3 separate regions of the Homo sapiens genome follow, and all the other regions are linked to region 2. Evidence: chromatin loops called from intact Hi-C (ENCODE). Cell type or tissue: CD14-positive monocyte. All regions are shown on one strand. Links, peaks and the distances in the headings refer to the core of each region. The heading gives the core; the rest is flanking DNA. Region 1 has its middle 210 kb from the start of RBMS1. Region 2 holds the start of LOC105373718 (a long non-coding RNA gene). Region 3 overlaps LOC105373718 (a long non-coding RNA gene).

Evidence for each region. Hi-C counts contacts between places; a loop is a spot of excess contacts. Peaks named below come from ENCODE experiments on the same cell type or tissue, not always from the same donor. Only the 100,000 strongest peaks of a DNase experiment are listed, where the experiment ranks them.
Region 1: it touches region 2 in a loop (4-fold over the local background); 2 of 110 quality-filtered maps call a loop at or near these places.
Region 3: a loop joins it to region 2, with 4 times the contacts of the local background. A loop is called at or near these places in 3 of 110 quality-filtered maps.

Annotation. Positions count from the first base shown.
Region 1 is chr2:160,701,251-160,707,827 of GRCh38, reverse strand. No RefSeq gene overlaps it. Among named protein-coding and RNA genes, the nearest start is that of RBMS1, 210 kb to the right of the region's middle. In CD14-positive monocyte, for the core only: no CTCF peak of the experiment used is centred there; a DNase peak (open chromatin) is centred at 3,737; H3K4me3 peaks cover 1,064 bases; H3K27ac peaks cover 1,030 bases.
Region 2 is chr2:160,647,805-160,654,381 of GRCh38, reverse strand. It overlaps LOC105373718 (a long non-coding RNA gene), which reads left to right and starts at 5,860. Exons shown (of 3, transcript XR_923526.3): 1 at 5,860-6,012; 2 at 6,179-6,268. In CD14-positive monocyte, for the core only: no CTCF peak of the experiment used is centred there; DNase peaks (open chromatin) are centred at 1,911, 2,711 and 3,461; H3K4me3 peaks cover 1,434 bases; H3K27ac peaks cover 3,591 bases.
Region 3 is chr2:160,563,151-160,569,727 of GRCh38, reverse strand. All of the region lies in intron 2 of LOC105373718 (a long non-coding RNA gene), which reads left to right. Among named protein-coding and RNA genes, the nearest start is that of RBMS1, 73 kb to the right of the region's middle. RefSeq lists an enhancer at 1-77. In CD14-positive monocyte, for the core only: no CTCF peak of the experiment used is centred there; a DNase peak (open chromatin) is centred at 2,797; H3K4me3 peaks cover 3,166 bases; H3K27ac peaks cover 4,937 bases.

The DNA.
Region 1 (6,577 bases), core at 828-5,827, 54 kb before region 2:
GAACAGAATAGAGAATCCAGAAATAAAGCTGCACAGCTGCAGCCTGATCTTTGACAAAGTGCACAAGAATTAGCAATGAGAAAAGGACTCCCTATTCAATAAATGGTTCTGGGATAGCTGGCTAGGCTTATGCAGAAAAATGAAACTCGACCCCTACCTTTTACTATATACAAAACTTAACTCCAGGTGGATTAAAGGCTTAAATGTAGGACTTCAAACTATAAAAACCCTAGAAGAAACTCTAGGAAATACCATTCTGAACATCAGCCTTGGGAAATAATTTATAACTAAGTCCTTAAAAGCAACTGCAACAAAAAGAAAAACTGACAATTGAGAACTAATTAAAGAGCTTCTGTACAGCAAAAGAAACTATGAATAGAGTACACTGACAACCTACAGAATAGAAGAAAGTATTCACAAACTATGCATCTGACAAAGGTTTAATATCCACGATCTATGAGGAACTTAATTCAACAAGCAAAAAACAAATAACCCCATTAAAAAGTAGGCAAAAGACATGAACAGACACTTCTTCAAAGAAGACATATAAATGACCAACAAACATATGAAAAATGCTCAACATCACTAATCATTAGAGAAATGCAAATCAAAACCACAATGAAATACTATCTCACACCTGTCAGAATGGCTATAATGAAAAAGTCAAAAAATAACAAGCAAGACAGTGAGAAAAAGAGAACACATATACGCTGTTGGTAGGAATGTAAATTAATTTAACACTGTGGAAGGCAGCATGGAGATTTCTCAAAGAACATAAAACAGAACTACCATTTGACCCAACAATCCCATTACTGGGTGTATACCCAAAGGAAAATAAATCCAAAAAGATACATGCACTCATATGTTCTACCAAAAAGACAGTGCTATTCACAATAGCAAAGACATGGAATCAACCTAGGTGTCCATCAACAGTGGATTAGATAAAGAAAATGTGGTATATATCCACCATGGAATACTACACAGCCATAAAAAAGAATGAAATCAAGTTATTTGTGGCAACGTGAATGCAGCTGGAGGCCATTATCCCAAGTGAATTTACTCAGGAACAGAAAACCAAACACCATATATTGTCACTTGTAAGGGAGCTAAGCATTGGGTACACATGGACATAAAGATAGAAACAATAGGCACTGAGGACTACTAGAATGGGAAGAGAGGTAGAGGGGCTGAAAAAGTACCTACTGGGTGTTATACTCACTGCCTGGATGATGGGATCATTTGTACTCCAAACCTCAGCATCATGCAGTATACCCATGTAACAAACCTGCACGTGTACCCTCTGAATCTAAGACAGAAGTTGAAATTATAAAAAAAAGATAAATGAATTGAATTTTAGCTTTAAAAAATGCATCATATACCTAAATATAAGGGCTAAAACCATAAAATTATTAAAGTATGAGAATAAGTGTGGCTACAGTTAACAATATTGCATTTTATATTCCAAAATCGCTAGACGAAGGGATGTTGAATGTTTTCACCATAAAGAAATGATAAATGTATAAGATTATGGTCATGTTAAATACTCTGCTTTGGTTCTCACACATTGTTTAAATGTATCAAAACTGTACCCCATAAATATGTACAATTATTATGTGTCAATAAAAAACAAAGGAGAAAAGAAAGTATGGGAGTACATCTTCATGACCATGGATGAGGTAAAGCCTTCTTAGATATGACACTGAAAGCATAAGAAACAAAAAATAAAATGGGTAAATTGAACTTGTTTAAAATTTAAAACTTTTGTACATGAAAGGATACTTTTAAGAAAGTGAAATGGCAACCCACAGAACAGGATAAACTAATATGCAAATCAGATAAGGGTCTAGTATCCAGAATATATAAAAAGAACTCTTACAGTTCAATAATAAAAATGCAAATGGCCCAATTTAAAAATTAGCAAAGGACTTGATAAATATTTCTCCAAAGAAGATATACTAATAGCCATCTTGAAGCTTTTTTACCAGCTGATTCTCAATAATTTTTGTCTTTCCTCCACTCTTGCTTTCGCATTGCCCTGGCTACACCCCAAAAGGGGACATCACAAGAAATTGTACCCTTTGAAATCTGAAGTACTTTCATCCCAGTGTCTCATCACTAACTGTGCCTACTTCATTGCTTTTTCAACCTCCTGAGCCCTCTCATCTCTTTTTTCCAGTCTATCAATGCTTCTTCTGCATACACACATAAATACACACACAAAGGAATGATGCTGGGTATTATATCCCTAGTGATGGACAAATAAACAAGGTGAAAATGATGACAATGATGACAATGATTCTGATAAACGCATACCAGTAAGTGATCAAGGGCCTCCCTGGAGTAAACCCCATCCCGCCGGGTGAGAACGTACTTCACCCCCTTTCCAAAATCAACAGAACCTGATCAAAGCAAAAGGATTTGTTATCCCTCAAGAAACCTCCTAGTAGCTGATGGCTTTGCCAGTGTTATTGTTCTAAGCCCAATCACTTCAGATAAAATTATGATGCCACATTCTGAGACCTAAAGTATTTCCCTTCTCTGCTAACTTTGTCTCCTTTTCTCCCTCACCCTCCCTTGAAAACCCCTTTCTTTCTTAGAGTTCCCCCCACCCTCTGTGTCTTCTTCATCTTGGCTGGGAACACATGCTGGTCCCTCTGAGGGAAATGTCCGTTTAGCAGCCCTTGTTTCTCCGTGTGTTTTTGGTCTCCGTAGGCTGCTCCTATAACTTCTCCATACCTGCTCTCTAGACAGCTGATACTTATCAGTAGTGAAAACCTGCCCCAATGTGATAAATATAATTTTTGTCTGCTTGGCAGCAGGTTACACACAAGGAAGTGCACAGAAAGTTGCTAAAAGGCACATATTCCCAGGGTTACCTGGCTAACAAGCAACGATAAGGGAAGAAGAGATCAAATGAATTGGATAAATGCAGTAAAGAGAGAGAGAAGAGCTCAATGTATGATAAATTGTCAAAGATGCAGGTTTTGAGAAAAATGGACCAACTTTATTAAAGAAGATTTTAAAAGTTGTTTAGATTTGGTAACTCTCATCTTTAAAAAAAATACATAAAAACAAAACATTTCTTGAATTTCCCGCTAAAAAGTTTAAATCATTACAGTTCTGTTTTGTTAATTTTTGCAATACTTAAACAAAAAATGGCATAAAAAGCCCCACCTTAAAAGACCGTGTTCAGAACTGTTTTCTTTGTCCCTCTCATGTTCATACCAGTTGGTGTCCTCTTTCTGCAGGGGCCTTATATCTGTTCTGAGCCACATCATTGTGTAAATGCTCTGAAGTATGAGGTAGGAGTGGCTCCCTGGCAGTGGTCTCTGTTTGCATGCCCACAGTGATTCTAGAAAACATCTGGGCCATATGGTGCTCAAGTCCCGGATGCCAATTTGGATGTACTGAAAGAAGAACTGAAACATAGAAGTAGAGATGCCAAGCAGAAACCAGGGTAAGAGCAGGCAAAGTTTCTTAGGTTCTTCTCTTGGTGGGGGGACCTCAAACCCTACCAGACCACCCAGCATTGCAAAAACCTTCCTGGCAGGGCTGCAATCTGGAAGTGCAATTCCACACCTCACCCTAACCCAGGTCTGAACTACCACCCAAGGGGCAGGGGTCAAAGCTTCCCATTCATACCCACGTTCTCTGATTTGCAATCTTACCCTCAGCCTCCGTGTTGTCATTCAATTCAGAGAAAGCCTTTCAACGAGGCCACAGAGGTCACGGAGACGACTCAAGCTCTTGCGAAGGCGGAGTTTCCCATTTCCTGACTTAACATCTGCCACTCAGTTTGAGGCTCTCTTTCTTCCTCTTAGCTTTAAAGAAGAAAAATTATTGAATAGCCCAGGGCTAGGGGTAGCAAAAAAATCTCATTACTTCTTCTCTGCTGTCTTCTCTCAGGATGCATTTCCTAGTCAATATTCTTGCAACAAATCATTTTTAATTTGAAAGTCACACTCCTCCATAAAAATGTACACAAATATTAGGAGGCTAGGCAGGGAATTGCTGTGCTCAGCATATTGTAAATACAAGAACTGTTTCCCTAATGCAAGAGGCATAAATTATCAATTTATCTTTCCATGGCTGTCTCATCTGGTTATAAATGATAGCAGAGTTTTAACTAAATATAAATATTGAAGTTCATTAAACAACTAAGATTTCATCCAAAAACAAAAACAAAACAGTAGAAAACTGGGGCTTATGTCGCATCTAAGCAAATGAAAGCAGGGTAAAAATTGGTTTAAGTTAAAGAAAATAATATTTAAATGTTGCTTGGAAGTTGATTTAAAAAACAAAGTAAACCTAAAGACTTGAATAAAGATGAAAATGACCTTTAAATTATTTTTACTTTATTGCAAATAGAATTAAAACTAGTTATTGGCCCGGCACGGTGGCTCACGCCTGTAATCCCAGCACTTTGGGAGACTGAGGCAGGCAGATCACCTGAGGTCAGGAGTTCGAGACCCACCTGGCTAACATGGTGAAAGCCCATTTCTGCTAAAAATATAGAAAAAAAAATTAGCTGAGCATGGTGGCATGCGCCTGTAATCCCAGCTACTCTGGAGGCTGAGGCAGGAGAATTGCTTAAACCTAGGAGGCAGAGGTTGCAGTGAGCTAAGATCACGACATTGCACTCCAGCTTGGGCAACAAGAGTGAAAAACTCCACCTCAAAAAAACTAGTTATTTACTTGCAAATAATTACTGAGATTCTATGAAGTTTAATTCTGCAAGTAATATTTGTATGTTGCTTATCATAGACTAAAGTAGGAAGAATGAAAGTTATTTTTGTGTTTTTCCATGGACTTAGAGAACACAGTCTGAGAGATACTCCACGAGTGAGTTCAAGTAAAGGAGGATCAGTGTTTTACATTTCTGAATATGAATGTGGGTGGAGTGTGTGTAAGTGTATGCATTTATGTGAGGGGTAGGTGTACATAAATAAAAACACTTTAAGATTTTATTTACTTCTGTAGAGTTTGAAGTTTTGAAATCAAGCATATATGTAGGCAAAATGAAAAAAATTAATATAACATCTCTGCAAATCATTTGAGAATTGAGAAGACATCTTAGTAATTATCTCTTCCTCCCCTAAATTTACCCATAAGCCAGTGAAGACCCAGAGGCAGCAAGCGGTTCTCATTCAATCTATGGTGTAGAATTCAGGCAGCCTCTTCATGATGCTATTTTCATGGTGCAGTCTTCTCAGGGCCTTCCTAGTTTTTGTTTGTTTCCACTTAACATTTTAATTTTTTTAATAAAAAACAAAGTATAAGAGCAGAACCAAGTAGAATCCATATGAAAGAAAACCCATTTCTGCATGATTGCTGTAAATTGTAGATCCTTTGCCCTCAGGTGAACATGTCAGTGATCAAGCATTCATGTAAGCAACAAAGCTCACTTCAGAAAGACTCACATTTTAATTTACTTTGAACATCTTAAAGATGCTCCACATGTATACAAATGAGCACCTTTTATTCTTTTATGCTTATGAGAAATCTTTAATTCTTATGAAAAACACTACTTTTGTGTAAAAAAAAGTTGGTTATTTTTTGCTAATAAAGAAGTACTTTATTAAAAACTTTTTGTCAAAAAGAAAGAAAGAAAGAAAATGCCAAGTGGGTTATTTACTCTAGGTCTTTACGGGAGGCTACAAAACCAACCAGCAAGTATCAATTACAGATGGTGGCAGGGGAAAACTGAAGCATCAGAGACAGAAAAGCAGTTCTGAGTGTCAAGCATGAGGGATGAAGCAAGACTATAAATAGGCAAACAAGTCAAGAGGTTGCACAGTGAATGCAGGAAACAGCTTTGGGAAAGAGAATGGGAGTCCCAATTTTGTGTGGCTTTGGCTATGTGGCAAAGAGCGTTCAGAATATTTGTACATCCTCCTCGAAGCCTCTGGAGGATTCAAGGAGAAAAAGTAGAAAACATTCACCCCAGTACTTCCTTTACATCATCTCCATTGATTGCACATAATACATACTGCCCTAGTCTTTGATCATTTTGTGTATTGGTTAGATAACATTTGCTCTGTGGATTGCCTTCCTCAATTAGATTATAAGCAGTTTATAAACAAAGGCTATATTTTACACAATGCAACCATCATGATGCCTAATGAACCTGTTTAATAATAGGCACTTACAGTATTTCTTTATAAATTACCAAATAAATTAATAGCAGGACTTTTGCAAGATATTATTTGATTATCCACCCAAAATCCAATCATATATTTATTGTGCACCTATTACGTATAAACTATTGGCATAGATGCAGGGGATAAAGAAATAAACCAGGAAAAAAAAAAAAAAAGAATTTCACCCTATGTGAGGCAGTCAAGCAAACACATCTTTATATCATTGGCTAGTGCCATACCTAGAAGCAGTGAAAGCTGAAAACAGGGTAACCAATCTCTTCACAGAAAGTCTAGATGGGGTTATCAGGGAAGGCTTCACAGAAGAGGTGACTTTTTTTCCCGAGTTTGAAAGCTAATTAGGAGATTTTTAGAAGGACAAGGTGTGGAAGTATGTAATACAACTCTTTAAGTGTGTCTCCATCCCAGAATTCTTGGGT
Region 2 (6,577 bases), core at 973-5,972:
AGCTACTCAGGAGGCTGAGGCAGGAGAATTGCATGAACCCAGGAGGCAGAGGTTGTGGTGAGCCGAGATCATGCCATTGCACTCCAGCCTGGGTAACAAGAGCGAAACTCCATCTCAAAAAAAAAAAAGAATAAGAAAAAGGAATTAAACAGTACACTGAATGAGCTCATAATAATATAAGTAGAGATTCTTTAACTAGACAATATCCTTTTTCTTCCTACATGCACATAGCACATTTACAAAATCAATTTTGTACTGGCCAGAAAACAATTGCCCTTAGCAAAAGTTTTAAAACAGAGGCTTTTACAGGCCATATTCTGTAATCATAATCCAATAATATCAGAATAAATCATAAAAATACCCAAACAATTGCACCTACTTGGAAATTAAGACCCATACTCCTAAATAATCCTTGAAAACAAAAGTGGTTGCTAAAAATGGTATGCAGTAGAAGAGACCCGCACCTTGCATGTACACAGCCCTCCCTGAGAGATAAGAAGTCATCCTTCATTCTCATCGGTCATTTTTATCTTTAGCAAAGCATCCACACCTATTCATCTTATCTCCTGGTGTCTGTCTGGGATTGATATTTACTTGTTTATTTATTTATATCACTGATTTGTTCTGTTAAAAATAAACCAGTAATTCAAGAACAAATTAAACTGTCAACTTTTTAAAATCAAATAAAGCATGTGGTTAGTTTTGGTATTTTCAAATATGTAGTTTAATGTAGTTTTATGCATTGAAGTTAATAATGTGAAACACTTAGGGCAGGGCACAGCAGTGTGTCCCACATGCAACATTAGTTATTGTGTTCATACCTCAGTCCCTATCTCCTCAGCTGAGTAGAAAGTCCTCCCTCCCCAGCCCCAACCAACCTGTAGGTTCCTCCCCTAATGTGCTCCAAAGTCTCCCATGGTGCCTTTTTCTCCCTATAGGGCCAGTTCCCATTACTCCCAATTCCTGGAGCTGGAATTTGGACATGTCTCCCTGAAGCTGGAAATACACCAGAGAACGTCTTAGAGCAGCTAGAGCTTCCCACATAGCACTTGGCCCAGCTCCTCCTTTCTAACTGTGCTTGTTGCCTTCTCGACAGAAACACAGGAGGGCCTTCTTTCCAGCTCTCTGAGAAATGGTCAGGAAGTAGAAATGCACAGCCCTCTAATTTCAGGTTCCAATGTCTGCCCAGAGTTCCCAAGCATGTAGGCCTCATGGAAATTACATTCTAATGCAGGAGACAGAAAATAAACACATAAACCGATAATAATATAATAACAGGTAGTGACAAGTGCTATGAAAAACATACAGCAGGATAGACCAATCAGGATCCAGCCAGGAAAACAGTCCAATAAAGAGTATTCCAGGATTTAATATGGGAAATTAGAACAGTGTCAGAAATGCTTAAAGAGCAAACATGACAATAAGGCAAACTGGGAATTTGCAATTGCCTATTGGGCTGGAGAATAAAGGAAAGAAATGGTATTATTGAAGCCCAGAGGCCAAGGCCACTTCGCAGATGCTAGAATCATGGGGGAGATGCAGCCATATCTGGAGATGCCACCCAAAGGAGAGAAAAGGTGAGAAATCTCCTGGGCGTTTCCACTTCCTTCTTTCTCCTCTCCCCCAAAAGAGTAATGACCAAAGTTAACTTGAAGCCAACTGGCAAAGGAGGCTAGGAGATGTGATTTGCAGAGATCAGCCTCCGCAGTAGAGAGAAAGTGGAGGAAGGTGGGGCATGGGTCTGAGATGAGACAGACAAAATCCCAGTTTGCTGATAGAGGGATTGCCAGTGGTGACAGATGATGGGAGGGGACTATTTTAGAGAGGATGGTTAGGAAAGATCTGTGAGGAGCTGACATTTCAGCAGACACCTGAATGAAGTAAGAGAGTAAGTCATCTAAAGATGTGAGGAAACCACACTGGGCAGAGGGAGGAGCCAATGCAGACTCTGAGAAAGGAACTAGCTTGGCACGTTCAAGGAGCAGACAGGAGGCGGATGTGGGTGGCGCAGAATGAGCAAAGGATAAAACAGCAGGAAAGGAGATCAGAGAGATGGAAGAGGCCAGAGCATGCAGGGCCTTCTAGGCCACCACGGCCAGGAACTTGGAGTTAGTGACAAATGTGATGAGAAACCACGAGAATATTTTGCATAATATAGTGATGTGAACTGATCAACATTTTTAAAAGATTATGTTCCTATTGAAAATACAAGTACCTCAGTTGCTGAGCACACACTTGTTCCTGTGAATCTGTGTCGTTCTGCCTCCCATCCTGCCCCTCTGGTGCTATCACAGCAGCCCTGCAGAGCCAGGGTTCAAGGCCTCTTCTCAGAGCCCAAGGAAAATGCTCCTGAGTGTGCCCTTATCTTTGGAAATGACTGGTTGTAGTGAGAGAAAGATAACCTCTGACAGTCTCTGTGTAGCAAGACCACATCTCTGAGAGATGATTCCTGACACTAGTCAGGAAGGCGGAACTAAGTTCACTACATCAGCCAGGGGTCCAGACTGCCCTATCAAGAAAAAGAAAAAAGTCTTTTAAAAAGATTCTGTGTAGGTTGTAAGAAACTTGTAATTCAATGTCCAAAGCCCTCCTACCTTAGCCACTTCCCTGGAAACTCTTACAATTATGGCCCTAAACTCCTCATACAGGATATTTGTCTGGTTCTGCTGAAATATCCAGCCCCAAAGAGCACATCCTCTATTAGTCACATACTAAACTGTTAAGCAGAACATCCCACGACTCCCATCTGGGACTTGCAAGCTTGATACAGCACAATTACAGTGTGGGCATAGTGTTACTTTTTCCAGAGCAGCTCTATCACCACCATTGTCTGTCAAGCAGTCAGATGGAAGCAGGCTTGAGGGGGATGATGACTGAATTTTCCGGGTTCTATCAATAGCAAAGCTGTCTACTAGTTGGGATCAGAACTATGAAAAGGTCAGAAACATTTTAATGAGGAATACAGGTTCTTGGGGGTGAGGAATGCCAGATAGTTCTCTTCCCACCGGAATTCCAGCTACTAGGATTCATTCACCCTGTTCTTTATAGAAAATTAACTGGAATAAAAATATAAAGAAGTTTCATGTGTCAGAAAATATTATTCTCATTATTTTCTTCAACATTTAACAATATAAAAACCACACTTAGAGCCATATAAAAATGAGCAGTGGGTCATTTTTGACCCACTGGTTTGGCCTATGGGCCTCAGTTTACCAACTCCAGCCCCAGGATGGAGTCTAGCAGTTGACAAAACCCTTCCTCCATATAGAAAGCTTCTCATAGCTTGTTTAAATGTGAATGGAAAGCCAGAGATCACTAGACAGGTGAGGAAAGTCTCTAACAGAGGAGTAGGAAACCAAAATTTAAAAACAGCAAAAAAAAAAAAAAAAAAAAAAAAAAAAAAGGAACTTGCAGGGAACAAAACCAATGCAGAGAATAGGAAGAAATCCGCCCCTAGTCACATGGGTCCTCAAAGGGACTCATGAAATGAAAAAGGAGAAGTGTCACAGACAAAAGATCCAGAATCAGAATGCCATTGGATTATTCAACTCCAGCAGTGGAAGCTAGAAAACAATGGGGCAATTACTTCAAAATGTGGAGCAAAAATGATTTCCAACCTGGAATAGGTAGCAGGCCTTGAGAATAATCAGACTGCGTTGGAACATGAACATGGAGAGTTAGGAATGAATTAGTGAGTGTGTATAGATAACCAAGCTAACAAAAGAACAAACAATTATTAACAGGGAAAACAAGAAGGTCAACAAGAAAGGAAATATAATAATACTATACCACATGACTCAGCTGTGACTAAAAATCACATTCAGAACAATACAAACACTGAAGTGTGATCTACCTTGAAATTATATAGTTCTGTAGAAAGTTAGGGTGGAACTGAAGAGGGCAGATATTTAAGAAAGCTCAATTCTCATCTTCCATGGTATACAGGAAGTCCAAAGATAATATCTAAAACAGGAAAATCAAGTAAAAGCAGTTTAAATATGGGATTTTGAAATATAGAGGAAATACCTAAAGAATAACTCTCAAGAGTTGAAAGTGGTTATTCCTAGAGACTGAGAATGGAGGTTGGAGAAGAGGTAACTCTGTTATTTATGTGAAATATGCAATTTGGCGTATAAAGTTGAGAGTCAAATGAAACATTCAGCTCTAATGCAAAAAAATAATTTCCCAGAACTATAGTTTAATGGTGACCAGATTCTCTGATTTTCATAGGATATTTTTCCCCATCTTTGAATCTAATTTTGTAAAACCATTCCTGTAAGATTAAATTTCTTGAATAGCAATGTTACAGGACCCTTGCAGTGTTGCTTCACCAGCCAGAAACCTCTGTGGCCAGCGGCGCCTCTGCCCGAGTTTTGCTGTGGCCCACTGAGCTCATTTTGCCCACTTGGCCTGTCAGGCTGCGCTTGGCTCCCTCTACCAGCTTGGATCCCATGCCTGCCAAGGGCGAGCCAGGTGTGGAGAAGTGAGGGGTGTGTGAGAGAGCGTGGGATCCGGCCACTGTGCACAGCCAGGCATACCAGCTGCAGCAGGACAGGCACCTCTAGGCACCAGCATGGGCGCTAGCTCCCTGCGAGGCTGTGGCTTGACGAGACGTACCATAAGCAGCTTCCACGGCTGACACTGGGGAACATAGTGTGGCACCCAGAACCTTGGAGATGCCCAGAACCACAGAGTCCTAAAGCGGGTATCACAGCCCTGGCTCAGGGATCTCCTAGGTCTGGGGTCCCCAAAGGGCTGCAGCTCTTTTCTCCTTCTCTCCTTCTTGTTGCCCGCAACATGGTGGGCAAAGGTCGTGTTTCAGCCCTGTTTGTGCTACTGCTCCTTCAGCCCTGCCATTCAGTGGGTCCTGAGTTCTTATCCTGCCTCCAGGAAGAATTAGGTACACAGACAAGTGGAGGGTAAGGAAGATGAAGAGGAGCTTTTTTGAGCAATAGGAGAGCTCAGAGGAGACCCGCAATGGGCAGCTCCTCTCCGTAGCCAGTGTCCCGACGAGTGTTCAGCTCTCAGCACAGGGTAGCTCTTCTCTACAGCTGGTCGTCCTATCATTTCTTTAGCTCTCAGCAGAGAGGGTCGTCCCATTGTCTCCCCAGCTCTCAGCAGAGAGGAGACTCTGGCGTGGGCAGCTTCTCTCTGCAGCTAAGTCTTCCCATTGTCTCCTCTAGTCTGGCTGAGTCCGGGCTTTCACGGGCCTCAGAGGGGAGGAAGTGTACGCTGATTGGTCCATGGCCATGGGAAGGCCTGGAAAAAGGCACCACAAGTTCCCACTCTTGTCCGCAGGACTAGAAGCCTGGCCCCCAGGCTTCAGGACCTCCCTGGCTTCACGGGGGACCTGTCCCCCTCCCCACAGTAGTCTGTCTGCTTCTTGCCACTGTTCATGGCGCCCAGGCTGTTTGTGCCAAGGGGCGCCTGCAGACCAGTGCCAAGCTGCCCTCAGTGCCCCCTCAGTCTCCCTCCCAAGCTTGTTGGCATCCAAAGTCCAGAGGGGGCCTAGGTGGCAGGGGGCTGGCTTGTTAGCATTGCCCTGAGCGTGAGCACACCTAGCCAGGTTGTGACAGCACCTGGGCTTGTCTTCAACTTTTCTCTGTGATCAGAGCAGGCGCTAACAGAGGGGAGAAGCCAGGCAGTGGGAGCAGACACCTCCGAGCCTGTAGGGGGAAGGGAAAGCTTTCCCGGGCCCGGGAGAGTACAGTTGTGCCTGGGTCCCCAGCAGCAACTTGGACAGCTGCAGCCACGCCTGGGAGGGTAGGGATCCTGCCTGCTCCTGCCAGCTCTGTGGAATGTGGCACTGCCCCAGACCCAGCTCCACCTTGGGGCCTCTCTCTGCCCGCCCCTCTGTGCCTGACCGCGCTGCTCCCCCACCGGTGGGAGACTGGCTCAGCTCCCAGGGCAGTGGGTGAGGTGCAGGTGGCGCAGCACTCGGGCCAACCCGGCACAAATGAACCTGACGCTCCTAGGGCCGGCCCTGCGTGTACCAGCTGCGCTGTCGGCCAGGTATTCACCTCCCCCAGCATGCAGTGGGAAGTGAGGTTGAGGCCGCGGTGGAGGCCGGGCGCGAGAGCAGGTGCTGCCCGGCCGTGCGAGGGTGGGGGTGGTGCAGTCGGCTGCCTCGGGGACGCGGGGTACAGGGGACCCACCGCCACCACTGCTGCTCTCACAGCTGCTCCTGCTGCCGCCTCTTGCGCCTCCCCACTGCAGCCCACATGATAGCAGCGGCCCCTCCGGATGGCCTGCCGCTGCCATCAGCAAGGTGAGTCATTTTGTCAGTACTCAAAGAAGCCTATTTAAATGGTGTACCCCAGGATGTTCAGTGCACAACCTAGACAATGCTGTCAACCTGCCTCATACTTCTTACCTGCTCCATGTTTACAAACTATAAGATAAAATCCAGAACGAGTGGCACTGATTTGCTGAAATTAGATCATCTCTTTATGGAACAAGTTGTGACTGTTTTCATTTCATTTAGCCAATTATTTTAGAATAAGCTTACTACCAAAAACCTAATAAACCGTATGGAGACATTTATGGGTATGCCAAACCAAGCTAGAATGGAGCAAAG
Region 3 (6,577 bases), core at 728-5,727, 84 kb after region 2:
CTTTTCAGGGTTGCAGAGAGAAGTATGGCTGGATACCCCCTTCAGTGGGGTGGGTAGACATGTATTGGTCACCTACTTGTGTCAGCACTGTGCTAGGTGCTTGGATGCAAGGATACACTGAGAGAATCAGGGAAGGATTCACATAGAGATGCCTGTTCAGCTAAGACTTGAGGCATGAGTAAAGGATAACCAGGGGAATACAACGTGGAGTGCCACAGCAAGGAGCAGCAGCAGGGGCACAAGTGTGTAAACGTGAGAGTACAGTCCGTTGTGACTGTAACACATGGGGGCTCGTGTAGTGGGTGCAGAAGGCACGGCATCAAGATGCAAGACTGGAGAGCAAGCAGCCCTTGATAGAGCGAGGCTTGAATCCTGCTAACAATGGAGGTTGATTGACAAGAGTTTAAGTAGGAGGTTGAGATGAAGAAACCTGGGCCATCAGTATGAACCAGGGAGGAGAGATTTGAGGGAGGTCATCTGGAAGCGAGAAAGTGAGTCTTTGAAGTAGTCTACCTGAAAATTAGTGAAAAACTAACCTTGAGTAATGGTAATAAGATTTGAGTGATTTGACGTACAGGGAGCCAGAATGGACATAGCTTGGGAAATAACTGAATGAGTGGTGTGATTGACAGTCAGGGATCAGAGATGAACCTCCAGTCTAGTGGGTGGCTGGTGCTACTGAGTGACGCACTGAGTTAAGCAATGCAGGGAGAAGAGCAAGTTTGGTAGGAAGGTTGATGAGTTTTCAGACATGTTGAGTTGGCTGATTTGAATGGACAGAAAGCAAGTTGATTTTAGTGCCAATCCATTTATATTTCATTCATTCTTCAGTGGAGGTAAAAACTAAGAGTAAAGGAGATGAACAAAAAAAGAGATGAGTGAAAACGGAACTAGGATATATGAGCAAGCAATCATGCTGCTATAAAATTCATGGCAGGTCATTCATTTCCTAAATATTTATAGAACATGTACAATCCCCAAGGTAGTATTCTATAGAAACTGTAAAGATAACTAAACTATATGTAACAAATACTAACATTCAATTAGTTATCATACAGGGCTACAAGAATGCCAAAAACAAAATGCAAAAGTAAAAAATGTATTTATATTCAGGGAGATCTAGTAGCCATGGCCTTATCTAAATGATCAAATGTATTATCACTGGAAGCTGGACATCCTGATGTGGTATATTTCCTAGTGTGATGCAATATGAAATCAACAGCAGCATCTATTAAGTATTCTTGCCAAAAATATTTATCTTGACTTTAATCAAGCCTGTATAACCTAACTTCTGGGTTATAGAAACTAGAGTTAGGAACAAGTCCCATAGCACCAAGAAGAAAAGTCAGAAAAATTCAGGGATGTTCTAGAAGACCACTGACCTAGTCTCTTTAAGAAGTCAATATCATGGTGGGGCATGGGTCAGGGGGCAGGTGAAGGAATTAGTGAAATTGTTCTAGATTAAGAGACTGAAAAGACTTAACAATCAAATGCAATGAATAAACTTTGGATTTAGTTTGAAACAGTCACTATAAACTGCATTTGGGGAGCAAGTTGAGAAATGTTAATATGGGCTGGAGTGTTATATGTTATTAGGGAGGTATTCTTAATTTTCTTAAGTGATAATGGTATCGAGGTTAATAAAAGAATGTTCTTATTTTTAGGAGAAATGGGAAGAATTTAAAGGCCGTGTTAATCAGAATCAGGAAAACAGAACTCACACACACACACAAAAGGGTGTTCAAAAGATGGGATTCAATACAGGGAACTGGCCTAAAAAGTGTCAGAAGTGAAAGGGCTAATGGGACAAAAAGGCAACCCAGAGATTAGCTAAAGCAGGAAACCACTACCACCCTGGGATTGAAGAGACAATGGAAGGAGGTTGTATTACCAGAGTCCAGGAGCCAAGGCTGTCCAGTGGGAACTAGCCAGGACTCCCCAGTGGAAGCCTGGATTGTGGAAAAAGGGGCTGACAGAAGTAAACGAAGTCATTTCCCAAAACACAGAGAGTGGTAGAAACACCCTGTCTTCTCATCCAATCTCCAGCCCATGCTTTACATTGGCCAAAACCTACAAAACCCAGTTGCAAGGGAGTCTGGGAAATGCAGTTTGCAGTAAATGGCTCCCAGAGGTACCTTCACAGTGTAGGGTGAAGAGCAGGGAATGGATCAAAGGCAAATTACTGGCCCCAGAAAAATTGTCATACTTGCAACCTATTTTCGAATGGTCCAGGGAACAAAATATGTACATACATATACATACAGATAAAAGAACTTTGGTAAAATGTGGAATCTAGGTGGGCATATAGATGTTTGTTATATTTCAGTTTTTCTATATGTTTGAAGTTTTTCACAATAAAAAGTAGGTGAAAAATCCATTCTGATACTCTATGAAAGAGAAGTTAGGAACCTGATACGAGGTCATGGCCATGAAAATAGAGGAAATACTAAAATTGAATTTGACAAAGTTTCTTATTAAATTCTTATAACCAAGATGAAAAAAAAAATGTGAGCCAGGGCAGCATTTATCATTTTTTTCTACCACTACACTTTTGATAGTTGATTTTTTTAATTTCACTCTCCCAGGGACATACCCACTATTATTCCCATGCCAGCTATAACACCTAACCCTGTATACCACATGCAAAAAAGTTTGATAAAATGGAAGTTAATGAGAATGGCTTTAACTTGGTGGTAATCTTTAGTCTGTTCTATTTTTTAAAGAAACTAGTTATGAAATACCTCACAGTCCATTGCAAAACACCAGTGTGTTGTGACATTAAAGTTGAGAAACCTTCAGCTAGAAAAATAGTATAATTATAAAGCCACACACATGGTTTCATACTACCCAACTACTACCCAAAGTAGTTGACTAATGCAAAGATGTCAGCCTGGAGGGAGGCTTCTCATAATGCACCAGAGGGTGTTTTTTAGTTTGGCCCTGTCAGTTTTACACATTTATCAATGTCTTGGATGAGATTTAGAAAACAAGATCATAATTGCTAATAGCATGAAACCTAGAGTGAGAGTGAATGCCAGCTGAGGATCCGTAAAGATTTGGATCAGAGTGATGAACAAATATAAATTGGTTTCTAATAGAAATATGTGACCAGTCTTTCATCTGGATCCAGAAAAACCAACTAAGCATAACATGTCTGGTACATAGAACTAGACAGCTTTAGTTCATTCTCTAGTTCTTCCACTAATGACCTGTATAAACTTCAGCAAGGTAACTTTATCTCTCATTAAGTGCCTCCATTGTCACACTGGTAAACAGAAACAATAGTAATATCTACTCCACAGTAGCTTAAGAGAGTTCATATACATCAAAGCAGTTGAATAGTCCGTGGCCCAGATAACAAGAAATGTTGCTTCTTATTAGTGATGTGTGTAGAAGAGGGCTGATGGCTATAGTATCTACTAGATAGGATAAAAAAGATTGATAATACATTCAATAGATTTCAGTTGTGGGACAGAGTTAGTAGTCTATGACACAAGACTATTTTGCTCAATTTTTTATTGTGGTAAAATGCACATAACAAAATTTACCATCTTAACCACTTTTAAGCATACACTTCAGTAGCACTAAGTACATTCACATTGTGTTACATTACCATCCTCCATCTCTGGAGTTCTCTTCATTTTGAAAAAGTTAAACTCTATATCCATTAAAGAACCCCCATTTCTACTCCCCCTAGCCTCTGATAACCATCATTTTACTTTCTGTACCTCTGATTTTGACTACTCTAAGTATCTCATAGAAATGAAACCATAAAGTATATTTTTTGTGACTGGCTTATTTCACTAAGCATAACGTCCTCAAGATTCATCCATGTTATAGCAAATATTGAGTTTTTTTCCTTTTTAAAGCTGAATGATATTTCAGATATAAATACACATTTTGCTTATCCACTCGTTTATCGAGCACCTGGGCTGGTTCCATATTTTAGCTATTATGAATATAGATGTACAAATATCTTTGAAATCCTGCTTTAATTCTTTTGAGTATATACCCCAAAATAGAAATGCTGAATCATATGGTAATTCTATTTGATTTTTTGAGGAACTACTGTATTGTTTCCACAGTGACTATTCCATTTTGCATTCCCATCAGCAGTGCAAAAGGGTTCCAATTATTCCACATCTTCAACACTTGGTATTTTTCTGGGGGGTTTTCTGATAGTAGCCATACTAATGGGTATGAGATGGTTTCTCATTATAGTTTTGATTTGCATTTCCCCAGTGATTTTGAGCATTTTTTCATGGCTTTTTAGCCATTTGTACATCTTTTTTGGATAAATGTCTTGGCACTTTTTGAATCAGGTTGTTTTGTTGTTGTTGAGACTTTAATAGAATCTCACTGCTGTGAATAAGACTGATGAAAGTCATGATTTACTCTGCCCTGCTCGGGCTACAACTTGAACAAGGGCTTGAGATCAGGTGTCATAGTAGCAAACTCTCATAAACAAATCAGAGTCTGTGCAGTACAGAGCTGAAATGCAGGTACTGTTGATAGAATTGGAGGTGTCAGACTGTCTAAAATTTTACTGAGCTGTGGAATAGAATGTTGATGTTGTTTTGTGTGCCCCCCATTGATTTCTCCAGAGCCAATGAGTAAAAATTACCATGACATAGATGCTGAGTCCACATAATGAAAACCTTCCTTATGATTGGAAGAGCTGTTTTGGGGTATGCTAAGTTCCCCGTCCCTGCCATGATAAGACATTATATGTTAGGGTGACTGCTTGGCAAGGGTGTGATGGGACTTAAACTCCAGATGTGTGATTGGATTAGGTGCCTTTTAAGATTGACTCCCAGAAATTCTGAGTTTTTATCCAATGAAAATCTTAGGATTCTAGATTTGTTTCTAATTACATACTTAACTGCTTCCTACACTGCTGCCTTTAAAGCTCTTATTGGGTGTTTTTAGGCTCTGGGCCAACAAGACTGCACTTTTTTTTTCCTACCACCAAAGAGGTTAAATACTCAGTATGTTCATTTTTTAGGAAATGAAGTTGAAATGATTAAACAGGAAATATGCACTTAGCTCCTAATGTTAGCTACATCAAGACAAAATCAATTTCATTTCAAATGGAATGCTATTGGAGAGCTGTTTAGAAATTTGTTGATAGGAAAGAAATATTGAAGGTGAATACACCAGACACAGGAAATGAGAAAATTAAAGATATCTTTCAATGCTAAAAAGCACTCTGTCTTTCCTGTTCTCAAAACCTTGAAGAAATCTTTAAAACGCTCTACTTATTTGAGACATAAATATCTTAGACTAAAAGTCAACAACACCTGGATCAAGAACCAAAATTTTCTCTACTAGGTTGTCTATGGAAACTCAGAAACCTGAATTCTGAAGATGCCCAAATCACTGACCACACATACCTCCATGAATATATAGAGAGGGGGAAAAGCCAGAAAAATCTTGCTAGTTCTAACACCTTTATGTGAACAAGGTCATTGGTCATACCCCACGTGGCCTCTGTTTTCAATTGGTAAGCATTCTTTTTAAGCCTAAGAAGTAGAATTTACACATTATATGCAGCAGTGCTTCATTTCCTTCTCAACGACTAGCTCTGCTGCTTTGGGAAAGGGAAAATTTCCAACTCTCCCAAGGCAGTTGAGTGGCTTATGCCAAACAGTGTTAAGTTTTTCATCACCTGCAACTAGGTTTGTGAGTCTTATGAAATAACCAAAAAGTATGTTCAGAATCTCTGGCCTCCAGTCAAAGACGAAGATGGAAGCATGAAATTGAGGTTGAATATATTATACCTTTCTCCATCTTAGGTTTTTGTGTTTTACCTATAGGGGAAAAAAATCAAATATGTATTTTAAAGATTTATATTTTACATCAAATACATATTTTAATATATCATTGGGGAGGATTTTGTAATCTTGAAATTTAATCAGACTATTCTTTTCAAATTTTAGAACACAAACTAATTTAACATAGCTTCCAGAAACCAGAAATAAGTAAAAATTTGTCTTGCAGTAGTTGAAAATCTGATGTTCTATCATGAGAATTTAAGAGTCTTTCTTTTCTGGAGTTCATATTTTTCACTTCTATCTAGATCCCAAACTCTTTAGTTCACCAGATCTTGGGCCAGGTGATGCAGATTCCTCATTAGAAAGCATCCTCACTTTTAGGTCTGTAGGCCTTTCTAAAGAATTATGAAATGCTCCCTCTACTATTATATTAAGAACATAAGGCTTTTTCTTTTGTTTTACTAGGAATTCCATCAGCAGTGAGATGGAAACAGTCAAAACCAGGAATACAACAGTATTGATAAAAATAAGACAGTTTACATTATCAAGTAGATCTACATTTTTGGATATTTGTTTTTCTGAATGTAATATACAATCCTAAGAAATAAATATTGGCAATAGTATTGAGAAAAAGAAGCTTTTGTAATTCTGAAATGGCTAACAGCATCAGCCTTTTCATTATTTATTAGTACATCAGTAAGTTTGACAGGAAATTATAGCTAAAGCATGTGGGCAAAGTGTGGGGAGAAAGAAGCAAAAGCTCCAAAAAAGGACATTTTCTTCTCCCCAGAAAACTTTGCCAG